Regions from separate parts of the Mus musculus genome. Here region 2 is linked to region 1. Evidence: chromatin contacts called from ENCODE POLR2A ChIA-PET data. All regions are on one chromosome and are shown on one strand. The core of a region is the stretch at or near the end of the contact, and the rest is flanking DNA. Distances in the headings are between cores, read along the strand shown.

Evidence for each region. ChIA-PET counts read pairs that join two places held with the same protein, here RNA polymerase II (POLR2A).
Region 2: POLR2A ChIA-PET joins it to region 1 with 14 read pairs in Patski. The contact joins the promoter of Rpl9 here to the promoter of Wdr19 in region 1. POLR2A ChIA-PET finds 5 or more read pairs at or near these places in 3 of 5 experiments (Patski and embryonic stem cell).

The regions. Positions count from the first base shown.
Region 1 is chr5:65,198,252-65,201,458 of GRCm38, forward strand. It overlaps Wdr19 (WD repeat domain 19), which reads left to right and starts at 1,445. Exons shown (of 37, transcript NM_153391.2): 1 at 1,445-1,509. The coding sequence starts at 1,504.
Region 2 is chr5:65,389,819-65,393,025 of GRCm38, forward strand. It overlaps Rpl9 (ribosomal protein L9), which reads right to left and starts at 1,613. Exons shown (of 8, transcript NM_011292.2): 1 at 1,558-1,613; 2 at 1,128-1,174; 3 at 921-1,036; 4 at 570-665. The coding sequence starts at 1,173. Lias (lipoic acid synthetase) reads left to right here and starts at 1,679. Exons shown (of 11, transcript NM_024471.5): 1 at 1,679-1,855; 2 at 2,402-2,571. The coding sequence starts at 1,811.

The DNA of each region.
Region 1 (3,207 bases), core at 195-2,694:
TATCTTCGGTTCTGTACTGTTGTTCACACCCATTATGTATATACGTTGCTAGACTTGTAGCTGCATTCCATTTTGAGAGGTACTCATGAAAATGGCACTGCTCTTTTATTTCAAATCTGCTTATTACTGATATGGAGGGGTGTGACTACTCTTTGTGTATTAAGATTGTATCCTGGAGGCTTGGTATAATTAGCTCTACCTCTACCCCACATCCCTCCCTCTCTTCTACTGATTCTGTACACTCTCAGTCATGTCATCTGCAGTTTTCCCACCTCCTTCCTCAATCAGTATGCTTCTTTTTCTCTCCTTATTGCATTAACTAGGACTTCCACCAGAATTGAGAAAGAGTCACAAGAGGGGACATCCCTGCCTTGTTCCTAATGGGACTACTTTCAAGATTCTTAGCATTAAGTACATCAGCCTTAGGCTATTTGGAGATACTGTTTACAATTTCTATGGTACAGGGTTTTGTTGTCTTGCTTTTTCTTGTTGGGTTTTGTTTTTTGAGAATTTTGAGGGTTTGTTTTATGTTCAGTTTTGTCAAATGCTTTGTTATTATAGCTACTGATGCAACCATGTAGGTTTTTTGTTTTTTTTTTGTTTGTTTTTGATTAGCCTGTTACTATTGTGACAGAGCAAGACAATGCAGAAGTTTCTCCATCTTGTATTCTTGCTGAGGCCATTTTAGGTTTGACTACAATTTTATCTCATGGACGAGAGTCGCTGTGAAAAATTACCCAACTCTATTCTAGGAACCCGAGGTGATGATGCCCAGCTAGCCAACCTTAGCTACTGTGCAGAATCCCACTCCCTCCCTCCAGCCAACTTTTAATGCTTAGCTTCCGCTAAACTTCTTGTTTACCAGGCTCAAATACTACAGGCGAGTTCTTTTCTTTATTTTTTTCAACTATTCCTCCCCGATCACACTAGCTAAAATTGTCTTAATGGTCCTGAAAGAAAACGACTCCTCATACCTCACCTCCGTTAGGGCAAAATCAAAAATAAAAACCCTGCAAGAAAAAAAAATGAGGAATGATACATTAGTTTCTCCAAGCCTTTTTTACAAGTGGATCTTGTAGAAGCCGTCTGGCTCATGAGCCAATTCCTGCCTCCTACTTGCCAACCTCTGGGTCCAGCTTTTTTCCCCCCGGAATTCCTTTACAACCGCTCCTAGGCCAGTGGTTTCTGCTCACATAGCTCAAGACCCTTTCTGTCCATAGGGCCCGCCTGCCTCGCAGCCTCACCCAATCAGAGCTCAGGCAGGAAGTTGACCAGCCCTCGTAGCATTCAACTTCCCGGAGCTTAGCTCCACCTCCATCACGTGACTCTACCCACCCTGCCCATCTCTCTCAAAGGAGGGCTCCGGGGGCAGCTCCGCCCCACGCTCGCTGATTGGTCGCTGTTTGCACGGTCTCCTGGGTGACGAGAACGCGGTAGCGGGGCGGGGGTGTTCTGTTGCGCCTGCGCACTTACAAGAACGGGGGTGTCGCTGGAGCCTTTGAAATGAAGGTAAATAACTTACAAGTGCCAGCGGATTGAGAAGATGTGGCAGCCTCTGTATTTCCTAAACTCTCGGAGCGCGACTCTGAGGAGTTTGTGTCCCTGTCCCTCCGCGGAAGTGCTGAGGATAGAGGAATGAGCTCCGGGAGCGGGCGGGAGGGGATGATGGGCTTGTAAGGATGCAGGGAAAGGAAGCTCTGGAGAGCGGGCTGAGGGAGGCCTGTGCCCTCTGGAATCTGGTAGAAGCCTGATCTGAGTACGCCCGAACTACCGGTATCGCTACCGATTTCTTGTAGCTTAATCCTGGGCAAACCAAGCCACTGGCCCAGAGCCCTAGGGAGAATCAAAAGTCTCTAAAACAGTCATCAAGAATTACTTGGCCTGTGACCTGTCCGGTATGCAGAGCCCTGGTCGCTAGAACACATGATGGAGAAATCTGCACACCTGTGTGCGTCCTCCACTGCACGCAGGTTTTCTGATTGGGTTTGTTGTGAATTCCACAGGGGCAGCCGCTGCACTCCTGTGATTTACCTCAGAGGTACTTACCCCCGCACTGCTCTGACAAAGAAATGGAAACACCGAGTTTAAAATGGTTTCAGCTTTCCTAAAGCTTCACTGTAGCTCTTGTGTGTCCATTGGAATTGGCAGATAACTTTGCATGATTCACTTTCTGGTGTGTCGGAAAGGAGTAAATACTATTCTCTTTACAGTTAAGTTAACCGTGACCTGCAACAAGCAAACCTTTTTGCTGTTCTAGGAAAGCTGTAACTTTTATCTGAGTTGTACCTAGAACCGATATAACTCTGTGGAAGAAAACTAACCTGTAAGATTACAGCCCAAGACAGATCTGCCATGAAAGGAATAGAATCAGGTTTAAGGACGATGTATTCCCAAACTCGCAGAAGTAAGATGGTCTAGAATACGTTGAGTGAGTGTACGTGCTGGAAAAAACCTGTGTGTGCTTGGCATCATAGCGCACCTCTATCTTAAGTTGCGATTCCAGGACACAGGCTTTCGGGAGATGGGCATTTATTCAGATAGCATTGGAGGAGTTGTGTTGTCACTCAGATTCAAGTCTTCAGCTACAGTATCTAAGCTGCATCTACCTAGATAAGGGTGTGCTTGATTAATCTACAGTATTTAAAACTAATATTTTTCATCTAGGGTCATGTTCCTGAGTATTCTAGAATGTAGCAGTCTGATATAAGAATAATATAAGTCAATGAAATTTCAAATTTTTAACTTATAACAACAATAAAATTGTTTAAAAAAAACAAATAACATTGTGATAATACAGTTTGTTTTGCCGAGTATCTCCAAAATTTGTATCAGCATCTAACAGAAAAAATACCAATAAAGCCAGCATTCATTGGTAGCAATGAATCAGCCCACGCCTTTAATCCCAGCACTCTGGGGCTAGAGGCAGGTGGATCTCTGTGAGTTTGAGCTTAGTCCTATCTATATAGTGAGTTTCAGGGCAGCCAGGGCTATATAAAGAGACCTTATCTGAAAACAAACAAATTATCCATGCTATCATTTGTGTTTCTAATAGTCTTTGAAATCTGACATATAGAGTTACAACTAATGCAGATATGAGGACCTCAGTAGGTTGAATCAATGTAAAGTTTTCCCAAGTGACATATTGCCCAGCAAATATGCAATGTAAATATGTGACAAAGAAGTAGGTTTAAGTAGTGAGTAAATGAA
Region 2 (3,207 bases), core at 363-2,862, 190 kb after region 1:
CCAGGAGGAAGCTTTCTTTTACTATCTCATCCTTTGAGGGCATAAGATCCTCATTTTTGGCATTAGGCATCTGTGGAGTTACTACAGACACCACCAGATAATAAGTGACTCCAGACTAAACAAAAGGCCCAGTCCTCCCCAGGAGCAACAGGGTAACACGATCCAATAGGTATACAAAGTACAGCTTGTGTTTATAAAACAACACCTCTTCAGCATTAACTGTTTTGGGAGAAAGGATCTAGAACAGTAACTTCAGAGATGCACAAGTCAGATCTTTTTGTTTGTTTTTTTGAGACAGAGTATAACTCTGGCTGTCTTTTCTATCCATTGAGTCCCAAACATACCAGCCAGCAATCTCCACTATATGTATCTACCAACAAACAAAACCCCTGAAACAGAAGTAAAGGAGCCTGCCCAGCAAATTCCTGGGTCTGATCTGTGCTAACCCACCCCCAATATCTGAAAGTGCCTCCTTTGTAGAAGTACAGTCCATCCTGGCCCTAGACATTTATACACACCCAAGGAACCTCTTCCAAAGGGTTAAAGGGCAGAGTGGAGGGCTGACTTACCAGCGTGACACCCTTGATCATGTTCTGAACATGACTGCAGATGGTCCTGACGGTGGCCAGTTCCTTTCTGTTACCCCACCATTTGTCAACCCGGAGCTGAAACACAACAACTTTAGAATTAAAACACAGCACTTTTAGCTGGCGAGTACTAGCACGCAAAGCCATGTACAAATGCACCGTATGTCACACGCACAGGACACCAGAGGGACGACACACACACACCCAAGTTCACTCATAAAAGAACTGAGTCCGAGTAACCCACTCGGCCACGCATGGGGTGGGGGATTAACATCGGTTACCGGGTTTTGTTACAAGCAAGCACCCGAAGCATCGGAAGACACAAGTTCTTACCCTTTTCTTCTTCTTCCCAAGAAGACTCAGCTCCACGTTGATGTGATTGAAGTCCCTCCGCAGAGTCCCCCTGGGGCCCTTCACAATGACTGTGCGCCCCTTCAGAGTGATTTCGACTAAACGAGAAAGTGAACTGGTGAGACCATAGGCCGGGGTTTAGAGCATGCAGGAAAGCCGTCAGCGGCCGGCGGGGAGCCATCTACTCACCATTCTCTGGAATGTCCACAGTCTGATTGCTGAGAATGGTCTTCATCCTGAAACACAGACACCCGGGTGAGACGGCTGGGGCGGGGGACGCTCTACACCCGAGACCCGGCAGCGTTCCGCTCCCAACGGGAATCGCCAGCTACGAAAGCCGGCAACAAGGACCCAGGTGTGTCCGGGACAAGGACTGGACCGGGGGCCCCGGAGAAGAGTAAGGAAGCCCGGCTCGGTGCGCCATGGCGGAAGGGCTACGACCGAGATGGGCCTGAAAGCCCGAACGCCACTTCCAGCTCGCGCCACCAAGTCCCAAGGACGCACGTCGTGCTGGGGGACAGTCGGGACAAAGCCTTGGGGCATCGGCTCCATGCCGCCGGGGTCCCCAAACAGAGGATGGGTTCAGATTCCCGGGGCACCCGGTCCCTAAGCTCCTCACCTCGCAGTAGATGGGGCAAAGAGAGAACGTCTTTCGTCATCACGTTCTTGTAATCCGTCAGGGCCCTGCGTGTCGCGTCACGACCCGAGCGACGGCTTTAAGGCGGAACTACTCGATTGCCGAGCTAGTCGAGTCGCGCCGGTCGGCGACGACGTATCGCGTCATGACTCAAGCGACGAGTTGTTGGACGCGTCCGGTGCCGGGGGTGCTGTTCCCTCGATCCCTTGACACTCCTGAGACCTAAAAGAGGGGGATGGCTCTACGCTGCTGGGATACAGCTCGCAGCCTGGGGTCCCGGGTGAGCGGCGGGAACGCCATTGCTTATCCTAAGTTCAAAACTAGGGAAATTGTTCCAGATATCCTTTTTTTAAAAGCCCCGACAGCTGTGGCATATCTTAATTATTGCAAACTTGTTGACAACATATTTTAGTACCTGTTTTAGGAATAGAAGACATGAAAACGTGGCATGTTAAGTCACCCACTAAGGTTTTCTAACCTATATTTAGCGGTTAACTTTGATCTGCGTCCCACTTTTTTCCCCCATTTGTCATGGCTGAGCGTGCATCAGGGTCTCTGTAATCTAGGCTGGCCTGAAACTAAATTCTTAGACCAAAGACGACTCCTCACTCTGCCTCCTCTGAGAGCTGCATTACGTGTTTGAGCCGCCGTGACTTACGGTTCTTTCACCTTGAGTCTTTTTCAGGTTCTGATCTACGTAGTTTGAGCTCTTAAATCGTTTTACATAATTTCTGAATCAATTTCTTTAGCTTTGGTATTATAATGGGTTAAAACTAAATTATTTCAGAGTCTACTGAGTGAATGTTGTACTGAACCCTTTTTGTAGATATTTGGAAGATATGCGTTCACGGTTAGAGCATTAAGTTCTTTGCCAGATAAGAAAAAGGAATTTTTGCATAATGGACCAGACCTTCAAGATTTTGTATCTGGTGATCTTGCAGACAAGAGTACATGGGATGAATATAAAGGAAACTTAAAGCGCCAGAAAGGAGAAAGGTAATTGAACATTAGATTCCACTTTGACTTTGTGCATTGTTTGGTTTTGTTTGTTTGTTTGTTTGTTTTGGTTTTGATTTTTTGAGACAGGGTTTCTCTGTGTAGCCCTGGCTGTCCTGGAACTCACTCTGTAGACCAGGCTGGCCTCGAACTCAGAAATCCACCTGCCTCTGCCTCCCAAGTGCTGGGATTAAAGATGCACTGCCTGGCATTGTGCTTTTTTTTTTTTTTTTTTTTTTTTTTTTTTCTTTTTTAATCAAGCCTTGTAGGTTTTTCTGTACCCTTTGGCCATTTCTTCATCCTTTCCAAAATGACCATTTTATGCTGCCATATCCCATTTTATATCTAGCATCTAATTGAGAAAGTATAGGTTTTTCTCTTGATAGTTATTTTATTTATTTGGGTTTTTGGAGATGGTTTCCCTATGTAGCCCTAACTGCCCTAGACTTCTCTCTGTAGACCAAGCTGGCCTCAAACTCAGAGATCCATTTTCCTCTTCCTCCTGAGTGCTGCAATTAAAAGTGTGCACAACCACCACCTGGCTTACTTTATTGATTTATGCCTTCATATAGTTTTAATTGTTAATGGGTATTGATCATCTAACTTACTCTTTTGTTTGTTTGTTTGAGATGGGGA